2 separate regions of the Mus musculus genome follow, and region 1 is linked to region 2. A link is a loop called in an ENCODE intact Hi-C map of the cell type or tissue named here. Cell type or tissue: left cerebral cortex. All regions are shown on one strand. Links, peaks and the distances in the headings refer to the core of each region. The heading gives the core; the rest is flanking DNA.

Evidence for each region. Hi-C counts contacts between places; a loop is a spot of excess contacts. Peaks named below come from ENCODE experiments on the same cell type or tissue, not always from the same donor. Only the 100,000 strongest peaks of a DNase experiment are listed, where the experiment ranks them.
Region 1: it touches region 2 in a loop (3-fold over the local background); 6 of 42 quality-filtered maps call a loop at or near these places.

Annotation. Positions count from the first base shown.
Region 1 is chr9:81,628,522-81,640,810 of GRCm38, forward strand. It overlaps Htr1b (5-hydroxytryptamine (serotonin) receptor 1B), which reads right to left and starts at 5,311. Exons shown (of 2, transcript NM_010482.2): 1 at 5,165-5,311; 2 at 1-4,350. The coding sequence starts at 4,031. The coding sequence ends at 2,871. D430036J16Rik (RIKEN cDNA D430036J16 gene) reads left to right here and starts at 3,409. Exons shown (of 3, transcript NR_040395.1): 1 at 3,409-3,758. In left cerebral cortex, for the core only: CTCF peaks have their summits at 3,141, 3,355, 5,873, 6,770 (motif pointing right) and 1 weaker place; DNase peaks (open chromatin) are centred at 2,695, 3,294, 4,078, 4,219 and 5 more places; H3K4me3 peaks cover 3,982 bases; H3K27ac peaks cover 1,158 bases.
Region 2 is chr9:81,857,549-81,869,837 of GRCm38, forward strand. Mei4 (meiotic double-stranded break formation protein 4) reads left to right here and starts at 6,122. Exons shown (of 5, transcript NM_175213.4): 1 at 6,122-6,369. In left cerebral cortex, for the core only: a CTCF peak has its summit at 6,185; DNase peaks (open chromatin) are centred at 6,127 and 6,647; H3K4me3 peaks cover 1,197 bases.

The sequences.
Region 1 (12,289 bases), core at 2,179-10,178, 230 kb before region 2:
GAAATTTGTTGAATTCCTTAAACATTCATTCCTTGGGTGCAGGGTCCTTTTTTTTTAAAGGAAACTCTAAAGTTCCTACAAACACAAGACAATATTTGTAATTTTAGATGAGTATACATTCATATACTTGAGTGAAATTTTGTGCAATTAAACAATATGGAAAATGGTATTTGTTACCATAGTCAATGAAAATATAGTTTCATTTCTATGCAAGTTAAACATCTCCATCTCCCATTTTATGTTCTGCAAAAAAGACATGTGTCCAGTTTAAGAAACAAACTATGCTTATATGCAATAGGAACTGCAAAGGAGCTTAACAGTCCTAAATGCGTACCCCTGGGATGAATATACACCTTGCATATCATGTGCAATGCTGGACGATGATCCTAGATCTCTTATCACTACAAAGGTTTGCAAGCTTCTATTGGATACACGATGCCCCAAATTCAGTCAGTTCAGCCAAATACTCAAGCAATAATTAAGGTGGGTGATTTACAAAATGGCAAACAACCCATTTCACTAAATCGACCATGTTTATTAACATAATGACACAATCATTGTAGGTGCCCTATAAAGAAATCATTTTGCAAGTGGCTATTTGTTTCCATTAATTTTCCACTAAGGCTCTTAGAAGTTGACTTAATTGCCTCTTAGGCCCCAAGAAAACGCAGCTACACAAACAGAAGACCAACATATTAACAATATAAAAAACAAATGCATGCTCTATGTGCATTCCTCCATAGGAGAAATGTCACAAAGCACAAACAAAGAAGCTAGGGATCCAACAGAATAAACTATAGATCCCAGTCTATAGGATTATCTAATGCCTAAGATTTCATCCTACTCCAGTGTCAGGTATAATGTTGGTTGAAATTCCCTTTTTTACCTACAGTACATGTGAACTTTTGAATAGCATCTTTTCAAGAGTCATTACCCAATGTGAAGGTCTGCACAGTAGGCAAGCAGTATAATTCAGCTCACTACATCTATTGTGTGATGATCTGGACTGGGCAGCTTCACACAGGGAGTGGATCCATTTTATAAAGACAACTTCCTTCTGCAGACAAAAGGTCTCCAGTGCAGACAGCCTCTGAAGCAAGGACTGTGAATCTTCTTTGGCATATTAAACATTCCACATACACATTTGTTCTTACAGTTAACCCTTCAGGACTGCTTCTTTTTATTAAGAAAGTGCATTTTTTTCATCTTCTAGGATGTGATTTTACTGTATTATGTACCCCCTAAAGTGAATCCAAAATAACTAAGTGTTATTGAAACTTAGAAAAAGAGATACGCTTAAATTATTTCCAATGTTCTAGTCACTGAAGTGGCAGGTCACTAATGTTTCCAAGGCTAGAAGGCTTGCCAGTTTCCTGGTTGTTTAATAAGCCTGAGGTTTGGTTCTATATAAGTTATAAAGAAAATAGGTTTGTTTTCAGGCTTTCTCGGCTTTTCTACATTTCTAATGTGTAATCTTCCTAGCTGCTCCTGCCCAAACTTTAATAGTAAGGACAAAACAAGCTGGAATCTCTCTCTCTCTCTCTCTCTCTCTCTCTCTCTCTCTCTCTCTCTCTCTCTCTCACACACACACACACACACACACACACACACTCACACACTCACACACACTTTAATAGTATTGGGGGCATTTTCAAGATTTCTGAACAGGGAAACCAGCTCTCTTGGTTACTTTAAAAATTCACACACAAAGGAATCACAGATGGGAGAGAGTGCAAATGATTATCAAAAATTGTCTCATGCAATTTTTAAGTTTTTTTTTACAAGTCAAAATATACATCCTCCTATTTCCCCCTTCATTCCTCAATTATATAAGAAGTCGCTTGTGTTTCTTCAGTCTCCTCTGCGCAGCATGGAACTGGATAATGAAAAAAGCTACTTTCTTGTTAAGGAACAGTATACAACTCTAATCCACTTGAACTCTGACAGCTGCAGGTTGGGCTGAGCAACCCAGCCTATCCTCTTTCCGTGGGGATTTAAGTGTGTGAAATGACAGGTACGTGAGATTAGAAAACAAAGCAGCCTGCAGACTTTGGCACTAGCACACATCATGTTTTGAGTTGTTAAGAGCTGTGGATTGACGATCACTAAACAGGAATTAAAAAAATTAGAAATCTGCAGAAAACAAACAATCTTAGGTGTTGATTCTGAGTATCACTCCCCTTCTCCCATGCCCACCCACCACCCCCATATAATTTTTGATTGTAATAAAAATAGAGATCTTAGCATCAGAATTTTGCTGTTAACTCTTCAAGGTTGCTCTGTGCCGTCCAAGCCACATTCAGTGTTTGAAGCACCAAATCCACAAGTTTCTCCGACCAAATTTAAATAAATAAATGAAGACTGAAGGATGCCAAAGTGTTTAAAACTTAAGCTGTAACACAGAGTTCTCCCCAGAGCATAGAGTATTAATTGTCAAGTTCAAGTACTGCCAGGCTGTATGTAGAGGTGTCTCAGGCCTCAGACAACATCTACAAGTGCTACTGGCTTAGAGGGCAACAACATCCATGATACAAAACGGGGCAGGGATACCCATCCATCACCAATGTTAAAAAGTTGCAACCTTTTGTGTGAATGGCTGCTGGAGGATCTGTGCTGAGCCCGGACTTTGAGTGGAGGAAGCTAAGTTCCTCGGGTATGGAAGCTTTACAGTAGTTTGCGTTGTTCACATTCCAGAGTGCTCTCTCAGAGAAGCTAGGCTTCTGCCGGGGCCTCTGAGGATCCATTGCCCTTGCCCAGAAGAGAGAGCCTTGCTTCCACCCAGTAACAGGGAAAGAAGATTTGACCTACCTGTGAAAAGACCCAACTTGGTCCCCAAAGGTCGCTTAGGCGACCCCACTGCCATTGACAAGTCAACCTGCGCACTTAAAGCGTATCAGTTTGTGGAACGCTTGTTTGAAGTCCTCATTGGACATGGTGTAGATGATGGGGTTGATGAGGGAGTTAAGATAGCCTAACCAATTGAAGAAGTCAAAAATGGCCATGTGAAACCAGCAGGCATCCTTACAGATAGGCATCACCAGGGAGATGATGAAGAAGGGCAGCCAACACACAATAAATGCTCCTAAAATGATCCCTAGGGTCTTGGTGGCTTTGCGCTCCCTAGCGGCCATGAGTTTCTTCTTTTCCAGCAGGGCGTCTGAGACTCGCACTTTGACTTGGTTCACGTACACAGGAGACCCGGACTCACTGGGCACGTCCGGAGCCCGGGAGTTAATGGAGGTGACCGAGGATGTGGATCCCGGGGAGTCTGTTATCAACTGGGCTCGGGTCAAGCGCTTGCCGGTCTTGTTGGGTGTCTGTTTCAAAATCCGAGAGCGGGCTTCCACATAGATGCGGCCATAGAGGGCGATGAGGAGCAGGGTGGGTAAATAGAAAGCGCCCACCGTGGAGTAGACCGTGTAGAGGACGTGGTCGGTGTTCACAAAGCAGTCCAGCATCTCCTCCTCTGCTTTGGCTTGACGCCAGAAGAAGGGTGGCAACGAAATAGAGATGGAGAAGACCCACACCAGCACGATCATGATGGCCGCCCTTTTGGGAGTCCTTTTAGCAGAATACTCCACCGCATCGGTGATGGCCCAGTAGCGGTCCAGGGCGATGACACAGAGATGCATGATGGAAGCAGTGCAACAGGTGATATCCGACGACAGCCAGAAGTCGCAGACCACCTGGCCTAGTGTCCAGCGTCCAGTGACCGTGTACATGGTGCTGATGGGCATCACCAGGATGGACACGAGCAGGTCAGTGACTGCCAGAGAGGCGATCAGGTAGTTAGCCGGGGTGTGTAGCTTCCGGGTCCGATACACCGTAGCGATTACAAAGGCGTTGGAGAGCGTGGTGGCCAAGGTGATGAGCGCCAACAAAGCAACCAGCAGGACTTTCCAGGGCAGGGCGATGGAGTCCTGGTAAATGTAGCCGTCGGCGCTGCAGTTGTGGGAGAGGTTGGTGAGAGGTACCCCTGTCTGGGAGGCGGCGGGAGGCGGCGGGGCGCACTGAATACCCTGCTCCTCCATAGCTCTCCTCGTCCTGGCTGCGGAGCGCAGCTCTTGAACATGGAGCGGACCAGGGAAAGAACAGAGGACGGGAGGATCATGGAGACTATAGGCTTGTCTCCTTTGGCTAGCCAGTTCCGTGGGCTCCTCAGTAACTCCTCCGCCTGTGTTCTCAGCCCAAAGGAGAGGTCACAGGCGCGGCCACCAAGCCTGCGGGCGCGTCCCCTGCACTTCCAGTGCGCCAGGCGCTGCTGCCGCGTCTGCTAGCTCCTCTCCACTCCCCGTCTTCGCCCGGGTGAATAAAGCACTGGCCCACCCAGTCCAGCTTCTCTCAGGTTCCCTGGAGGCAAACAGTGGAGAAGGACTAAGTATCGCTTGTAGAGGGGTCTCGGGGTCTAGTGGGACCTCTTACCCCAATTGCTCAGGTCTCAGCTTCTCCTAACCCGGGCGCTCCGGAATCTGCAGACTCCGCCCGAAGGAGTTTGCTGGCTGTGCAGACCGAAGCTTGCAGGCCAGTGCAGAGTCCTGGGCTTGCATCCCCACCCCATGCCCCCTACAAGCCCGGAGCTCCGCCACTTTCTTTGGCCGCCGCCTGACTTGGGGATTGTGAAGTCTGCGAGCCAGCCGCGCGGCGCCAGCAGCCTGGGCGCCGCACTCCCTCCCTTTTCACACGCTGGCCACACCAGCGAGCTGCCCCGTGGAGACCCGGCCACCAGAGGGGAGACTCTGGGGCCCGAGCTGCGGCAGTTCGAGCCGCCCTGCAGCTGTCACCACCTCCAGGGTTCCAGCAGCGCCGCTGGGAGCCATGCCGCGGGGCACAAGGGGCTGGGGCACCTGGAGCCGCACACCGGGAGGGGGCAGGTGTCTGGGGGAGCGGGAGGAAGTCGGTGTGCGCCAGCCCGGGAGCGGGGTGTGAGCCTCAGAGCCGGTGGGGCTCCTTTTATATTATCTGGGTCCAGCCTGGTCCGGCTGTGCAACTCGTGCAGTGCGGCGAGAGCAGACGGCGGCTGCAAAGCACCTTCCCTTCTGCTCTTTCCCCCCTCCCTCCCTCTCTCCCTCCCTCCCTCCCTCCTTCTTTTCCTCCCGCCCAGATCCAGTCCCTGCTACAGAATCTCCCGCAGGGTCCTACCGCCCTCTCTCGCAGTTTTCTTCACCTTGTCCCTTCTCCCGACCCTGAAACTTGGAGTCGCCTTTCAAGCAGGGAATGGGTAATGGGACGTCCTGTTCTAGCCTCTGAGAGCTTTGAGTCTTTGCGCTCCGCAGTCAACCCACGTCTTTAGTCGCTGCCACAGACTTAGTGCGGGCGTCCGGGTCTAGGCTTCCGCCTACCACCACCTCCCTCTTTCCTGGTGGTTGGTGGTAGGTGGAGCAAGCGCCAATATCTGAACTCTCCCTTCTGGAATCTAACCCCACACCGAGGGCCACACCCAGTTTAGGAGGCGCCAGGGATGCTTCCTTAGAAGGAAGCAGCCAATATGTGCATGCTATACTTCATGCCTGGGGCTTTGAGACATCTTTGACTCTTAGTACATTAAAAACACAATTTCCCAATCTACATTTAGAAATTTGTGCTTGTCATTCAATCCTCCCCTTTAACTTTGTGAGTCAACGGGAGAGAAGCTGTCTGCAAGATGTAAAACAGTGTCATAAAGAGAAGCCTACTGTATGCGAAATTAAACCTTCCACCCCATCCTCCCGCCCCAGTGGCTCCGCAGCTCAGCGCCCGACTTTTCAGTAAGAAGTTCTTCCACTCAGCCCTCCCAGAAAAGGAAAAATAAAGGGGTCTCTGAGCCATCACAACTACAGTCACCACTGTCTCCTTTGCCCTAGGCAAAAGGTTAGCAATTCTGCCATAGGGGGCAGTAAGCATAGCAGCTGGGTCCCCAAACCCGGAGCAGATTCCCTAGCCTTGGTTTCGCCTCCAATCTGAACAGAAACAAATACAGGGTCTACTTAGGAATCAAAAGCAAAGTAAATGGCAATGTATTCTCCCCGTGTTAAGGACTAAGGTTCCCACTAGAATTCCCGCGAGCCTAAGTGTGTGTTTGATATGTTGAATGGATCTAGTAAGAGTCACATTATAATTGAAATCATCAGTTTCTCTGCAAGTGTTTTTTTTTTTTTTTTTTACACCTCAAATCGTTCCATCCCAGAGCTCAGCCAGGATCATCTGCTCTATTGGCCATCCAGTTTTAAGGGTGGAGCAATTTCAGACCTTTACAAGAGACTGAAGGTGACAAAGTCCCAAACCAAATTCCCTGAGTTCTTGCCCCTCTAAGCCAGCAAGGCAGACAAAAATTAGAAAGCATAACTGATGCTGAGTGTTTTCCTCTGCATTAGGAATATGGAGACAAACGGGGCAAATTCAGATCCAGTTTTACAGCAGTTATATTTTAGGAGAGGCAAAGACAGTTGCTTACAGTCAACTAAATCAGTATACTTTCATTTGGCAGCTAGTGTCCTAAAAAAAAAAATCTTCCAAGCTTTGGAAGGGGGCTTTTTAACTAAGGTTTAAGGTTTAAGCTGTGTTGCAGTAGATGCCGCGAGGATAAAAACACCACCTTTTTTCCTCTTTTCCTTTTCCTAAGATCAGAGACTTCAGCATATTAAGCATTTTTTTCCACCACATTTTAAGGTGCCCCATCCTCCAGTCTTCAACTCGATCTACCTACATGAGGTGCCTTCATTATCTTACTAACTAGCTCAGCACCAGTTAAAAGCTATTGAAAACGGACTGGAAGCTGGCAATGTTGAGCCACTAGGTGGGGGCGTTGACCAGGATGGAGCAAGAGTGTGGTTGAGGGGCAAGAAAGCCGGGTGGATGCCAGGAAACTATTTTCCTGCTACTATACTATCATTAGTATCATTCGGGAGCTAGGGAAGATTGAGGGGCGTGTTCAAGAGGCGGAAGGAGGGAGAATATTAACAACTATGGACAGCCTTCTTATTTCTGTTTCCGAAGCAGGAGACTGAGAAACCGCCTTGGTGTTGGGAGAGAAACAGACACCTGTGGCATTCCCATGCATTGCAGCTGATCTGAAGTCCCACACCCTCAGCAGGTTCTACTACTTGCAGGCAGATTTTGATTTTACCTTCTGGTTAGAGCTCTGTGAATATGCCGCTGCAGCACAGAAGGGATTTAGGCGGAGCTCAGTGAAGCACCACAGTTCATTAAGCTAGTTTCTGAATTTCACTCGTAGCTTCCCAGACTTGAAGCATATGAAAAGCAGCTGTTTGCTCAACAGTGCATATTTGTCAAACAAGAAGCTTACCCATTGCTGCTGGGTACCAATTCCTGATGTTTGTTTGGTTGGTTGGTTTGCTGTTGTTGTTGTTGTTGTTGTTGTTGTTGTTGTTGTTGTTGTTGTTGTTGTTCCAAAGTTCCAGGTCTTTCAAGGGCACCTTCTCTCAAGGGCTTCTGTTCAAGAGAACAGTAAAACTTCCTTGTGTAGAAAAAGGTCTGATTTGATGGCAGGACCAGACCAGATAGTGACTGAGTCATTAGTATTGGGATATGAACCACCCTCAAGGGGACTTTCCTAAGCCAGGAGGCTGTGAGGCTCCCTTGGGGAAATTGCAGGTACAGTCTGGGAGGGTTTGATCATGGTCTTATCACTTTCCTGGAAACCAGAAGAAACATGACATAGAACTCATAAAAAATTCACTGTCCAGCACAGTCCTTATCATCCAGTGAAAATCTCATTGAAAAGTGTCCAAGCCACTGGTCCTAATCACAGAATGTGGGAACTGAATAGACACTTCTTTTTCAGGTCTAAGGCCAATGTTGGCTGTTTTTACTGCCATGTTTTTTTTTGTTTGTTTGTTTTCGTTTTTGTTTTCCCCACATTTATTCTTATTAGATATTTTCTTCATTTATACTTCAAATGCTATCCCGAAAGTCCCCTATACCCTCCCCCTGCCCTGCTCTCCTACCCACTCACTCCCACTTCTTGGCCCTGGTGTTCCCCTGTGCTGGGGCATATAAAGTTTGCTAGACCAAGGGGCCTCTCTTCCCAATGATGGCCGACTAGGCCATCTTCTGCTACATATGCATCTAGAGACAAGAGTTCTGGGGGTGCTGGTTAATTCATATTGTTGTTTCACCTATAGGGTTGCAGACCCCTTCAGCTCTTGGGTACTTTCTCTAGCTCCTACATTGGGGGCCCCTGTGTTCCATCCTATAGATGACTGTGAGCATCCACTTCTGTATTTGCCAGGCACTGGCAAAGTCTCACAAGAGACAGCTATATCAGGGTCCCTTCAGCAAAATCTTGCTGACTGCCATGGTTTTTAATTCCCACAGGTAAAATCGTCATCGAAGACTCCAGCACTGAACAACCCTTTCCTGTGTAGCGATAACCCATAGCCAGGCTCCTCTCAAACAGCCTCACTATCTCTGAAAGTTGGTTGGTATCACTGAAAATGCAAGATCTTCCAAGGGCCTTGGCTCTTTCTATCCTGTGTCTTCCATAAGGGAACTTTGGGAGGGTTTGGATAAGTGGACACAGGTAATTCTTACAAATTCTGGGTGCTCCAGGATCCTTTTCCACATTCATTGGTGTCCATAGTAGACTAGAGAGATGATATGTGTGTCATAATACTTTTATGCTGTCTAATTTCTTAAGAAATTTTAATATTCACTAAAGAAGATAAGCAGTTCGTTACTAGTCTGGTGTAAATTAGTTCCTAAGGAGGACTGATTCTGCTGTGTTTCTATGTATGGTGAACAAGTCATGTTAATATGAGGAGGGAAAACAGTCTCAAAATTAGAACATAATATATATACATTATATAATATATATATTATATAATATCTATTTTTCATTGTCTAAGACATGTCTTTTTAACAATAGACACTGTCTTAGTGTTCTTTTGCTGTGAAGAGGCACCATGGCCATGGAAACTGATACAAAAAGAAAGTACTTCATTGGTGCTTCATTGCAGCTTCGGAAGTTTAGTCTATTATCATCATGGTGGAGAGCATGGCAGGGTGCAGGTAGCCATGATAGCTGAGAGTTCTAGATCCAGATCCAAAGGCAGCAGAAATAGGCCTGGCTTGGACCCTTGAAACTTCAAAGCCCACCTCAGAGACACACTTCCTCCAACAAGACCACACCTTCTCCAACAATGCCATACCCTTTAATCCTTTCATATGTTGCCACTCCCAGATGACTAAGCATTTGGATACAGGAGCCCATGAGGGGCATTCTTATTCAAACCATCACAGACACTTTAAACAGATACCAGCAACAAATATATTAATATCGGTTCAAAGCTAACTCAGTTCAAAGCAGCTAACTTCCAAGTAAGTGAAAAATCACATGTTCCATGGCAAAAGACTTTAGTCTTAAAGGAAATTTTTAGCTCAGAGATACCACTAAGTGTCACTAGTATACACTGCCTGGATGATTAGCTCCACCCAGCAGGGACTCTTCCTCATTGGGAAGGGTAGGATTTGTTTGTGATGAAAAGTTTTTGGATGAGAAAGCAATGCCAACTGAGTTCATTAAACATAAAAGAACTCTTAAGGGAGCAGCACTATTTTGAAGCTCTGTTCAGGATGAATTCTGTCTAAAACAAAAGCAAATCAGAGTGCCGCATGATGAAATTGACCATCAATTCTAAAGGAAACAATAGAAAGTCTTCCTTTTATATTCAAAATAAAGAATGTTGTCTTAATTTCACCTCAAATAACAACAGAAAAGCATCACTGTGTAGTTTAGGTTTGTAGAGAAGACAAGCCAAGCTGTGCTTTACTGCTTCTATACCTGTAATTCCTGACTAATAATCATGATCAGTTGCTGAAGGCTTTGCACTAAGCCATATGCTGTGTGTCCCACACACATCCCTCAGTTAATTGTTACAACGCTGAGAAGTGTCATTATCATTCTCAGCTTCTGAATGAGGAAATTTAGACTTTGTGAATTTGAGGAACTTTGCTAATATCAGACAGCTGGCAAGTGTGAAGCTGACCAAACTCAAGTCTCTCAAACTTCCTGTGCCATTCCTTTTCTTCTGCATTAAACTGGTCCTACACACCTCAGCCTTGGCAACCATTTTAACCTGCCTGTCACGGGGCTGTACTTTATTTGGTTCCTTCCAGGAATGTGATAGCAAAAGTCTGCAGTTATTTAAGTGGCCAGAATAATCTTACAGGTACTTTCACAATTCTGAAAGTGGGGAAGAAGAGTATTGTATTGATTATGGTTTTAAAATTCAGATATAAAACTCATCTCTTATGATTATATGTGGGTCTCTCACCATTATGCTACAGGCAGTATTGACTGGAGAATACTGCTTTGTCTTATGTCCAACATGCACATGAAAACCAGACTAAAGCTTTACCTATGAATACTTTTGCAATTCTTTTATTGTCAGGGCTGAGGGAACCTTCACCTTTTTTGTCTCTCTTTATACATCTCTCAGCCCTTGCTGTGGACACAAATATGTATACTGAATTTTTAATGTTGCCAACTAGAAGACTTTTTAATTGTGAAGACTAGGTATACTGAATACTGTGACATTCCAAAAACTACCATACTATTCAACTATCATAAAAATAACAACATGTTTAATTGCTCTTCTTCTGACTTATGTATTGAACATAACTGCCTCTCTTTTCTCCCTAGGGCCAAGTAACTCACTAAAGCAGGTGGGTTAGACAACAAAAAGACTCTTCCTTGGGATAAAATTATTATTCAAATAAAGTTATTTAAAAGGTTTAATCCAGCAGGGCATAGTGGTGCACGCCTTCAATCCCAGAACTCAGGAAGTAGAAACAGATGGTTCTTCCAGACTTTGAGGTCAGATTAGTCAATAGAGTGAGTTTTAGGACAGAGAAACCCTGTCTCAAAGGGAGAGTGGGGGAGGGGACTTAATCAACTGTAAACCAACAGTTTAGGGTGTTTATCTATTAAAACTAATACAAAGCCCAGGGATGTATCCAAAATGAACTCTAGACACCAACATGCTAAAAGTCTTATAGTTCATGTAAAATATGAGACATTGTTGCTTTGAGTGTTCCTGAAGGTTGGAAGCATCTCACTAGAAATGATGAGAAACTGTCTGATTGTGTGGGATGTAGCAAGAGGCCCAATATGAATCAGAGAAGAAATTAAGTGCAAACTTTCAAGACTAACAGCCGAAAAGAATGACAATAATAATATTACTTGTATTAAAATATTTAATAGTGTAACTAAAGTCTCTGTTCCAAATGAGGGTAAACTAATTTAATCCTATGTACAAATAAAGAAGGGAGTGTGCTTCTAGGGTAGTGAGCTACTCAAAACCAAAACAGGATAGCACTGGAAAAAGTTCAAACTGAGCCTCAGGAAATGCTGAGAAACTGCAGGGCTGCCCTGTTCCTCTTCCATGCCATGTGTCTGTTGCTTCTTCTTTTCTTATTGAAAGCTGCTGCCATTTAATTTAGTTTTCACAAACACTATATAGGGCTAACATTTCATTTTTTCCCATGTTGAAACCATACAAAAAGGGTTTTTTTTTTGACATTTTCATACATACATATATCTTCATACATACATAAGACATACTTTGATCATTTTTCTTCCCAACACTACCCTCTCTTGCCCACCTCTTTTATCTACATATGTTTCATAAATATAACATTTTGTTTCTTTTTTCTTTGGTTTAGTTTTTGTTGTTGGAGACAAGCCTTGACTGTAGTTCAGGCAGTTTAGGAAGTTCACTGTGTGGTCTATGGTAGAGTCATACAATGATATTCCTGCTTCTGCCTCTTGTGTCAGCACATGATCGGTCACTATCCCTAGCACAAGCTAACCACTGTTAATTCTGCATGTAGAAGTACTGCTTATTATTTTGTAAACCTACATGATGTGACATGTTTTTTTCATATTGTTGTCAATACCTTTAGAATGTTGATCATACTGTTTTCAGTCAAATATCAGCAGCTAATTCAAACCAATTCCAAGTTTACAAATTATGAAAAATAGATTTTGCTTCTGAATAAAGTGAAGGCAATCATAAGAATTGGACACATTCCTTACTCCCCAAGAAAAACTAAAAAGGACACTTTTTTTTTCAAGTTTCAAGAATTGGCCAAACTAAAATTCCATGGAGAGAGAATTTCCCAAGTGAACTAGTACCTGCTGTATTTTCTTGATTCTGTTCTCACAATGCCAATCAGAGCTTCTCCTAGGGAAAGGGAAGCAAGCAGAGATTTCCATCATGGCCAGGGTTACTAACATGGGATCATTTGCTACATGTTGCTGCCAAACAGAGCAAAGGGGACATGAGGAACA
Region 2 (12,289 bases), core at 2,605-10,604:
GTGGCATGCCTGCCTGATGAATGGAGTTCAAAGAGTATAGATATGAGTATAGAGTCCAATGACTATAGAGATGCCCTAAAAATATTAAAGGTTCAGTTTTATAGTGTGTTAGAATGACATAGGCATCTCTGTCAAGGCATCTGGAACATTTAAGAAGTATGAATGGTAGAGATGGTGGGAGTCGATGAATTCCTGAATGAATGTGTATTACTGATATGAGCACAGCCATGACAGGGACCCTAATGTCTCAGGCACCTGGGTAAGGCTCCAAGGAATGGCAAAGCCTTTCTCTGCTCCAAGTACAGACGTTATGGATGACTGACCTTTAGGTAACAATCAGTGCATGATGAAACTCTCAACCTGGTCTACAGAGTGAGTTCCAGGACAGCCAGGGCTACACAGAGAAACCCTGTCTCGAAAAATCAAAAAAAAGAAAGAAAGAAAGAAAGAAAGAAAGAAAGAAAGAAAGAAAGAAAGAAAGAAAGAAAGAAACTCTCAACCCCAGCTTCGTCCTTTTGGATGACACCAAGTTGAGACTGTTGCCCTACAGAACGCCACTATGGATATTACTTAACCTACTTCTGACTCATTATCATATAAAGTATACTTGATTCATCATTAAGCTTTCTATAATAAATGTACTGAGTCTCCAGGTTGCTGGTGTGTCTCCATTACAGCTCACCTGATCCTAGTTTTTTTCTGTTCATGTCTGTCCTTTCTTCATTCCCTCATCAACCTAGTTGATCAAGTCCAAAGTTATCTTAAGTCATGGCAGGCAGCCCCACTGAGTTCATCTGAAGTGAGTGAAAGGCATGGCACTCTATAAAAGTGCCCTGCATGAAAAAATCAAGATAATTAATACCAGTGATTAAAATCTTTACATGCTGTATTAGATCTTGTGAATAGTTTATTTTAGTATCTTCTTAGTTATGAGCGTCTATGATTACCTGAGTCTTGGGACAGATGACAACAGATTTTCAGAGTGTTTCACTGAGGTTATCTCCATAATCCCACCATCTATTATGGGATGTTCGTTTGGGACTTTTCATTATTGTCCTGCTAATTTCCAATTATTGTTGCATATAGCCAACATAATACTAGCCCATTGTGTTTTTCTCATTTAGTACTATGTAAGTACACCTAACAAAGTAAAAATAAGACAATCTTTTCACAAACACTAAACAAAGACATTTTTAAAAGTAGAAACAGATACTTGCCACATGGTTGTCAAAAATACCAGCTTCAGGGTAGGTTATCTCCAAAGAACTTGTTATTCAGGGAGTCCTAGAATGCAGCTGTCCAGCACCCATGGATGAAGTGGGTATACCTGAAAGGGATGCTGGAAATGGAAAAAGGATGGCAGGATGAAGCCAAGACAAAGGTGAAGCCAAGACAAAGTTGAAGCCAAAATCAAGGCTCAAAGTTTAATTTTCAGGTCTGCATTTATATAGGCAAACCCCAAAGACCCATCCTTTGTTTCATCTGGATTGAGTTGCAAAGCAAGCTCAGCAGGAGGTCGGTCAACTCCTCAAAGCTCAGGCAGGGAGTTGTAAATGTGGAGAAGCCAAGTGCTGACCAGAGCCAGGTTGTAAAACCATCTGAGGTTTGCTTACCTTATTCAATGCTGGGGTGAGGCATACTAGAGAACCCTAAAACAATAAGAGGCTATTTCCATTGATGTTGGTTGCATATTTAAACTGGATAGTAAGAACATATTACTAAAGATATCACATGATTACAGGGCTTGGAGAAATAAGGCTAGAACTAAGTTGTAAGTGCCCCTTCCTTGTGTTCTAGCTCTTATGGTGCTGGAAGGTGTTTCTAAAGTTGGTGTAGAGTCCCAGTCAATTGAGGATTTTACATGTTTCATAATAAAAGTCCACCAGACAAGATTATCAGCTGGTGCAATACTGGTTCGTTGGTTCTGTATAGAACCAAGTTTTTGATCAGATTTGAACCATACTTCACAGAGGAAGAGCAAACCTTGCACTTGGAATTTAGACAAAGCAAGTGGCTAGAAAATCATTTGAATATTTTTTCCTGTAGTTTCTTTTTCTGATTAATTTGCAGTTCTGTTTTATTGCAAAAGAAATAACCACCAAAGATCATTCACACAGGTTCCTTACTCCACGAAAGCCATAATCAAACTTTTATGTCATTCTTTCCAAGACTCATGTACCACTCCAAAGAGGGAATATAAAGAATGTGAAAGCTATGAAAACAAAGTGAGGGGAAAAAAAAAACAAAATTAGGTAGGTGTAGGAGCTTATATGGAGGTCTTCCAATTCTGTCACATCAGTCCATCTCTCTGTCTGTATGTCAGTACTCTAGTGGGTGAGAAACTTAAGACCCCAGACCAAGGTGGATACTGTTGACAGGTATCACAGCAATAGATCTGCAATGGACAAATTTGAAAGTCATCAGAGGCAGATGTATCTAAGAGATGGACAAATAGAAACAAGGGTTAGAGGACCTATTTGCCCTCAGAATCATCATTAAGACAATTTCACGTGAATATATTTCTAAATAGGAAATTGTAAACTGTATTTAATGCCATTATATAGAGAATGCTTAGCTATATTCCTGGATGTGCTATGGTGCATTGGTCTAGTGTATGGGTTTTGAGGAAAGAGAGTAAGATAGGCATTCATAGCAAGCTGAATGTCCTTGGATGAATAAGTCTGAGTCAGTTTCCTCACTGCAAAATAATTAGGGACAATATGGGTCTTATAACATTGCATGAGGGGTAACAGCATCAAGCTGTCTATGATTGCAGAACAAGTAAAGTGTATTTGGCATCTGCTAATTAAAACTTTTACTGGCTACTTTTATGTCCATATGACATAAGCTGGAGTTCCCTGAGAAGAGGGAACCACGGTTGTGAAAATGCCTCCATGAGATTGAGCTGTAGGGGAGCAAGCAGACTAACGCACTTTTGTAATTATTGACTAATGTTGTGATCTTGTGGGAGAACCCAGCTCATTGTAGGTGGGGCCATCCCTGGGCTGGTGGTCCTGGGTTCTATTAAGAAATCAGGCTAAACAAGCCCTAAGAGCAAGCCAGTTAGAGGCACCTGTCCATGTCTATCAGCTCCTGCTGCCAGGTTCCTACCCTGCTTGAACTCCGGTCCTGACTTCTTTCAACAATGGACTGTGATGAAGAAGTATAAGCAAAACAAATCCTTTCCAGGGCTGTGGAGATGGCTCAGTGGCTAAGAGCATTGACTAGGCATCCAGAGTCCTGAGTTCAATTCCCAGCAACCACATGGTGGCTCACAACCATCTGTAATGGATTCTGATGCCCTCTTCTGGTGTGTCTGAAAACAGTGTACTCACATACATATGATAAATAAATCTTTAAAACAAAACAAAAAATGAAAGAAACAAACAAACAAACAAAAAAACCAAACAAATTCTTTCCTCACTTCAGGTTTTTTTTTTTTTTTTTTTTTTTTGGACATGGTGTTTCATCACAGCAATAGAAACTCTCAAATATTATTGATGATGCTTGGTTGTAAAATTTGACTCTCACTAGACTGCAAAATCATTGAGAACAATGGCTCTCTCTTACTCATAATTAGTATTTATATAAATGTTTTTGGAACTTTTGAATTAAAAAAGAGCCATTAATATTTTTTTATAAAATAAAAACATGATTTTCTAACAGGACAGCTTATTATTTTCTTTCTTTTTTTTTTTTTTTTAAAGATTTATTTATTTATTATATGTAAGTACACTGTAGCTGTCCTCAGACACTCCAGAAGAGGGCGTCAGATCTTGTTACAGATGGTTGTGAGCCACCATGTGGTTGCTGGGATTTGAACTCTGGACCTTCGGAAGAGCAGTCGGGTGCTCTTACCCACTGAGCCATCTCACCAGCCCTATTATTTTCTTTATAATGTATAGTATAACATACTATAAACTGTTTGTCAATCCTTCCTTTCTCCCATGTGGCTTCCGAAGACGGCGCCTTAGGTTGTCAGACTTAGAGGCAAATGCATTTACCTGCTGAGACATCACAGCAGTGCGTTGACTATATTTTGAACTCAGTTTACTCTATAGTGGATTTTAACTATCAATAAGGTAGTAGATTCAGCATCTAAGATTATACATTTTGTGAAGATCTTTTCCTTTCGTTTTATTTCAATACTCCAAATTTATAGAAAGATGCTGAGACCAAGGAGCCAGAGGTCCTTGGTAGACAGACAGATGAGAAAAGGGACTACCAGTCAGTAATAGAAAGACAAATTTCCGGTTTCTTTCATACTTTCACACTTGGCAGTGACACCCTCTCCACTCTTGATTGATATGTTGAAGGTGTTCAGATAAGGTCAAGACTGTCCCTGAACATGATTATCTGAATCTTTGGGGCAATTATCAGCCCCCCCCCTTTTTTTTTCCTAAGCTGACCACCATGAAATGAGAGAAGGGGGAACTATCTCAGGTCACCAAAACCCAGCTCTATGGATGAAAATCAGATCCTAGTATGAAGGTCTTCTTCAAATTTGTGGGGTTTCTTTCTCTGTACTTTGCTTGCTTATTATGTGTATGCCTGTTTCTTCACTTTCCATAAAGCTTGTCATTTAACCTTATACATATCTTTATCTATAAAGGATATCTGTACATATTCTTAGAAAAATGGGTTAGTCACAGTCCCATCGACAGACTGTGACATTAAAAATGACTCTAAAATCACTCAGAATTAAATGTAAAACATAAATAGAGTCCATTACTTTATTCAAAGAGCATGTATTTGATTGATCACTTTGTGTTTCATTAGTCTTGAGTGAGTCAAAAACTTGTATAATTTTCTTAAAACGTTTCTTTTTCTGCTATGTATTCTAAAGCATCTTTAACCATCTGAAGATGTTCAAAGAAAACTATTGAGGTTGTTGAAATCATTAGGTCTTTACATTTAGGTGGTAAATAGTTAAAACTACCTCTGGGCTTTCGTTCAGGATTTCAGTGGCTGTGCTGTATTTGGTAATTGCTACCCATTTGTTTTAACTATTAGACTGAGTGCTCTGTCTTGTATGGAGTTGTAATCAGGTCTTGACCAGTAATCAAGGCTGTAACTGGCACGTAACAGCTCAATTTTCTCAATAAATGTATGAGGGGAATTGAAATAGAATATCATACTATTTATCAACGCAAACACAACTTTTCTACATCACTCCTACTTGACTGTTCATTATCTTGAAATGAACTTGGATGGTTTGATTTTACATTACTCAAAGAAGAGCAGTGAGCACAGTAGAGCACTCACAGTGTTCATCACCTTAGCAGTCACAATAACCCGAGTTTAGTTTGCATGAAAGCACCGTTGCAAGATTAACGAAAGCTATATTAAATTACATTATAGTTAAAATTATTGACTTTCTTAAACACATGGATAGAACAATGAAGCTTAACATTTCCAAGACATTTGCAATAACTGACTAGATGCAAGCACTTGCCTTAATAAAGGGTCATTTACGTAGGAGAATGAGCTGTGCAGACCCCCCAGATATAATATTTGGTAATTTATCCTATACAATTGTTGAAACCTTTAACTATTAGCAAATTAGCACATTGTTAGTAAAGTCTACATAAGTGACTTCCGAATGCTTAGAATCTCCTTTGCATTTTAATTTCTGAGAAATTTCAGTACGTGAGGCAAAAAATTACTTAAAATCCTAGATGAAGATATGACAGGTGGACAAATGAGAAACATAGCGCTTCCTCCCGCAGGAAGCAAAGATTTTAAAACCATCTTTGGAAACAAGCCAACAAATGAACCCAAAGAATCTGTTTTCCCGACTGTTCCCATGTAGGACAGGAGTTGGCACAACAGAAGCTTTCCTGAAACTTTTCCTTTTTTTCAAGCCCCGTGAGTCTCTCCTTAGAAACCAAATCAGCCTTTCAGGAGAGGAGCTGCAGGCAGTCCTAGACTATTTTGAACTATTTTGCAGAAGAAAGGAAGATGCAGGAAACACCTGCCTAGTCCAGCCAAACCGGCTAACCGCTCCTCGCCGAGCCCGCCCGAGCCCGCCGGAGCCCCTCCCAAGCCCCTCCGAGGAGAGTGGCGCAGAGGCTTCTGGGACTTGTGGTCTCCGCGGGCCTCCCTCTTGATTGGCACTGGAAGAAAGCCGGGAGGAGTGGCGCTCTGGGCTCTGGCGCCTACCTGCGGGCTGCGCTTGCATCAGCGTGCATGGCCGGGAATACTGGCCCCCGAGCTTCCCCCGCCGCCTGAGGGCGTCCTTCCTTCTCAGGAACCCCAGGCTTGTGTAGCATCTGCCTGCTCTCTGTACTCTCGGGCCCCGGGTCCCCTCAAGCAGCGCACGCTCTCAGGTGCTGTGGCTTGGGGTTCCTTGTCGCGCCCTTTGCGGAGGTAGGTCGCCTCACGCGTGGGGAGGGGCATTTCTTTACCTGATAAGTAGGTCGCGCCTGGAGCCTCAGAAACTTGGGCGGGCAAAGCGTGTGTTCTGTGGTGTGTTCTACACCTTAGAGTCTGTGCAAGCCTGCCTTCACTCTAGAGGTGGCTTCTGAGGTTTCCTGGAGGAAAGGGTGGTTTTGGGGGACCGTAGGCACTTGTTGATCTGATCTTTTATTGAGCAAGTACACACCCAGAGGAACTGCAGAAAGTGTTGGGGGTGTTAAAAGTGGGACGGGTGCGGTTTTCTTGGGATCTGACAAGCATGTGCTGGTACATGAGGTAGAGATAAAAATCATTCTTGGAAGAGCTAGGTTGTGGTGAGATATGCAACAGATCAGAGGAGCAGGGCCAGAAGTGGAGTCTCCATTACGGAGGAAGAAGCCAGTGAGGGTTTGGTGAATCTGGAATGTCCAAAGTAGCAGAAAGTCAATAATTTGAAGTGAATTAAATAAAGCCTTGAATAGCTTTATAGTCTGCAATTACATATTTAGAGGATTAAAGTCCCACCAGGAACCACAGAAAATACATTAGTATGTCGATATTCACAGAATATAAATATGAAATTCATAAGAATTTCATAACTTGGATTCTTCATCAACTGGAATTTATTATTTTTTTTTCTGTATCTTTTGGATTTTTGAGACAAGGTTTCACTTTGTAGGATGGCCTTGCCTCCTGCTCTCAAGACTAATGGCAATATGTATGCCTCAGACTTGCAAATGCTGGGATTAAAATGTGAACCACCAAGTCTGAATATATCAGGTTACTTCCAATTAGCAAACTTTTTATCAAATTCATTACATACATTCTGATCAATTTTGGCTTGTTTATATTACTTTTTCCTGCTTAGAATTATATGATTTTTGGTATATCTTGTGACTACAGTAATGACATTCACAAATTGACATCCACTATTTTACTTTCCATTGTTATAGCTTACAGCTTCTGTGAGGGCCTTAGGTTAAACACAATGTCTTTGTATATGTCAGTAAACCACAAAATTTACAATTCAGTCGTAAAATTTGGACATGAAGACCAGGAGCACAGATTTGTGACTGAGTATTTTTTTAAAATTTTTTTTTTCATGAAAGTAGCAATGTTTGGAATCAGATATTTGAAACCAATATTATGGAATTCTTGTTAAAAACATAGTATTAATTTATCCCATGGTTTATTATATCAAAGAAATTAGAAGTCTAGTGTATTCTAGGTTTCATGATATATGTGAATGGCAGGTATATGTTAAGTTCTGCTGTATGAAAATACTTGAAGCCAAAAGTCACAGCGCCAATTTAATAGGCATATTAACCCAAATCATTTGAAGCATTCGTGAGATAAACATACTTAATGATTGTATTGTGCATAATGTTTTGAAGGATTTGAGATTTAGAAAGCTAAAGGGTTATAAAGACAGAAGATGTTAATGTGCTGAAGAGAAAGTAGGTACGTTTTTAGACACTGGGATGTAATCAGGGCAGCATCACTAAGTGTTTTAAGAATAGGTTTAGAGTGTCAGCTACAGCAACGGGAAGAAATAGCATTGAGGATTTGTCAGTTTTGTCACTTGTAACAATGGCAAGAACACTCAGGTACTGTGGGAGTATTGAAAACTCCCCTTTAAAAAAATCTAATAATTTTAAAGATTTTGTAAATGTACATTTTATCTAAGCACACTTCACTTCATACCTCTTTACTGTTCCTTTTCATGTCCTGCCCCCTCTCACTAGTATGCTTTGCTCTCCTAGACAGTTTTAGTTCTGCTTCATGTCATATGTTTACACATGACTGTATCTCTATAAAGTCTAGGAGCCACCATGGATAAGACAAAACACATGCTCGTTGTCTTTCAGACGCTAACTAAATTGCTTTAAAATGACCATCTCCAGTTGCATTAACTTTCCAACAAATACACAGTTTTTATCCTTCTTTATGGTTAAAAAAAATCTCATTCTGTATATGTAACACATCTTCCTTATCCTTTCCTCTGCTGTGAACACTGCATTGGTCCAAAATTTGATTATTGTGAAGAGTGCTTTGATAAACACTGTTGTGAGAGAGGATCAATGTTTACTTTTGGAGGAACTTCCACTCTGACTTCCATAGTGGCTGAACTCATTTACATGTGAGCAGACTTGGGTGTCTGAGGGTCCCTTTTTGTCCACTCCCTCACTATCACTTCTGTTATTTGTTGTTTTGTGACTATCATTCTGACAGTGGTTAAATAGCACCTCACTGTAGTTCAAAAAAAAAAAAAACTTTAAAACTGTTTGAGATTACGACATAATTACATCATTTCCCTGCTTTCTGAAATGTCTTCTCTTTATCACCTACCATGTACAGCTCTCCTTTGTACTCACTTAAATTCGTGGCCTCTTTTTCCTTGCTGTTACATATCTATCTGTCTATCTACCTATCTATCTATCTATCTATCTATCTATCTATCTATCTATCTATACATTGTACACAAACACAAAAATATGTGTGTGTAATGTATGTACGCATGTATGTATGTATGTATGTATGTATGCATATAAATATGTAAATACAACCTGATCAGCCTGTATAATGTATGTTCTGGTTCGTTATTTTTAGATGCCTGATAAGGTTGAACATTTTTTTGTTTGTTGACTGTTTGCATTCCATCTTTTGAGAAATATTTATTTACTTCATTAACCCATTTATTGGTAACATCATTCAATTGCTTGTTTAGTTTCTGTGTGTGTTCTTTGTGTACTTTAGATATTAATCCTAAAATAGCTACCCAAACTATCTCTGGTCCCATAGGCTCGCTTGACTCTAGTAACTCTGTACTCGTCTGTGCTGAAAACACTGATCTCATTCTGTCCTAATTATCAGATGCTGACCTTAGTTCATGAATGACTTGGTTTCTGTCAAATCCTTGCCTATGCACATATCTTAAAGTGGATTTCTTACCTTTTCCTTTAACAGTTACAGGGTTTCAGGTCTGATGGTGTATTAGTTAGGGTTTTATTGCTGTGAAGAGAACCCATGGCCATGGCGACTCCTATAAAGGAAAACATTTAATTGGGTCAGGCTTACAGTCCAGAGGTTTTGTCCATTATCATCATGCTGGGGAGCATAGCATCATGGAGGCAGAAATGATGCTGGAGAGGTAGCTGAGGGGTCTAGCTACATCCCAACCTGTCCAGAAGAGAGAGTGTCACTGGGTCTGGGTTGGGCTTCTGAACCCCTAAATCCCACCTTCAGTAAGGCCACACCTCCCAGTAGTGCCTCTCCCTATGAGCTTATGGGGGGTATAATGGTAGGAGCATCCTGAGTGTCATGATATTTTTTAAAAGTAGAAGCCATATTGTACCAGGAAAACCCCATGAGGCTTCACCCTAAAACAAGGAACTTTAGAAAACTGGGGAAAGCTAGAAATGGGAAATGTCATCTTCCCCAGGGTAGAGCAAGCCAATTGGTGATCCTATGACCTATATAGACTGAACTTGTTATTTAAGAACACATACACACACACACGCACGCACGCACATGCACATGCACATGCACACGCACACACACACACACACACACACACACACACACACACACACACCCCATACAATACATATGCAATATACACATAAATGCAAGAAATAACAATGAAACACTAGGCCATGAATTTGAAGGAGAATGGGGATGGGTATATGGCAGAGATTGGAAGGAGAAAAGTGAAGGGAGAAATGTATTATAATTTCAAACAAAATAAAATAAAACATCCATTGGAGTTTATCCTTTTTTTTTTGTTTTCTGTGTTAGGGATGGAGCTAAATGCCTTGAGATGACTGGAAAAGTGTCCTATCTCTGAGCTATGTTCTCAGCTAGAGGATATCTAAAGAACTGAAAGAGTCCCCAGCCAGAGGAAGAGACTGAAAGAACTAAAGAGCAGAGATTGTTAATGGAGAAGGAACAAGGATTTGATATGCAATTTTGGAACATTGCTCATGGTATATAGGACAGAAAGTTAGTGGCTGTTATTTTTGAGATGCATATCACAGAATAATCGCAGTTTTCTCATGATCTAGCTAAGGATCTAGTTTGCTTTATCTGTCTATCCCCTTGGTATATCAGTTACCTAATAGTCTTAACTACCCATCCTGTGTTAGTAGTCAGGTAGATTGTATTCAGTGGCATTTACTAACTATGGAGGTAAAATATATATCAAATAACTAATTAGATCACATGACACAGTGCAGTTCTGATACCTAATAGGAAAAAATGTAGATTATATCTACTCACATTAGAACGAAATATGCCTTGTAACTATCAAAGAGAGTAACTTCACGCATAGGATAGGCGTAGATCATTGTTAACATGTTAACCATACCTTTCCCATGATGATGTTTGTTCATTTACCATCAAATTATTTACGGATCTTTTGACAATAACGGCCTCAGTCTCTGCTCTTGGGCATTTAGAATATATTTTTCCAGTAGGCTGGTGAGGTTGGTTGGGAAGACTTTAAAGAACCAAGACTTTGTGAGGATCTTCTTCATGCCTAGGATTGCTGCTTTAAAAAGACTAAATATGAACTTAGTGACCGTTTAATTTTATTCCTGGTACAGTTATTCCCATTAGGGGGGAAACAAAAAGGCTTGGGGAATGGTAAATCGATGATCAACCACAGCCTCCACTGACTAAGTCTCTTAACATCCTTTGGAGAAGCCACAACAACATAGTGCCTGTCACTACTTATTAGAAATTTTTGGTAACAGCTAATGAAAGTATCTTTCTTCCCCTTTCCTGTTTTAAATATTAATGCCTTCTGAGTCAAATGATTGGAGAACAAGCATCCACTTTGCGAGCAAGCAAGGTTACTATTGCTGCCGTGATTTGGCATTGTAGCACTGAATGTTGGCTAAGTGCTTGTACAATCAATTTTATTTTTCAATTTAAAAGATAGCCTGAAATCACCTCTGTCAAATTTTGTTTAGTGTGGATTCAGAAAAAAAAGGATCTTTCTTAAAGGGGGCTCTTCTTTAATGTGGAAAAAGGTGATTCATGAAGACTAGATAAAACATAACAAAATGTCATTATTACTTGAGCAGAGTGAAGCCTTTAGTCATCAGTATTATCCATGTGACTTTTTTCGTTACTGGTTTTAGCAATGGAAATATAAATGAAAATAAAATAACAACAGCTGAAATATTATGTAAAATGCCAGCTCTCATTGTGATATGGTTTTCAGCTAGGCACCCAGATGTGCGTGTGTGTGTGTGTGTGTGTGTGTTACAGCATATCAACATATGTCTTTCAATATAAATAAATCAGATTAAAACACTGGATTTTATTTAGAGCAAAGGCTGTCAAACATTTCATATACTTCCAGGGAGTCACTATTTAAGGCTTTGTAGGCTACACTATTTATATTGCCTCTACATAGCTCTGAGGTCCTGATGCAAAAGCAGCTGTACATAATCGAATGAATATGGACATTTTATTTTATGTTTCTTTGGTTTCATGTTTTATAGAGACAGGATGCCCTCATTTGACATGTGAGCCATGTTTTTTTTAATGTCTGCTTTACAGCACCTCTGAGACTTCCTAGTAAATAAGAAGTACTACAGATAAGTATGATTGATAGCTGAATACTACAGAAAGGCTGAGATGGACTATTTTTATTGACTATTATATCTTCATTTATAGCATAGTGTCTGATAGGTAAGCGTTAACTTGGTGTATATGTTGAATAAAGCAATAACTAGCAAGCTTATCTGGTTGAAAATTAACCTAGGTAGGTCAGGGCATTGTATAGTTGACTTCCAGGTTATGTGATAGGACTACCTAAAATACTATCACTTTGAATAGATCAGATATTTCCTTTGAGTACTTCAAAGAACAAATTTGAGGAAGA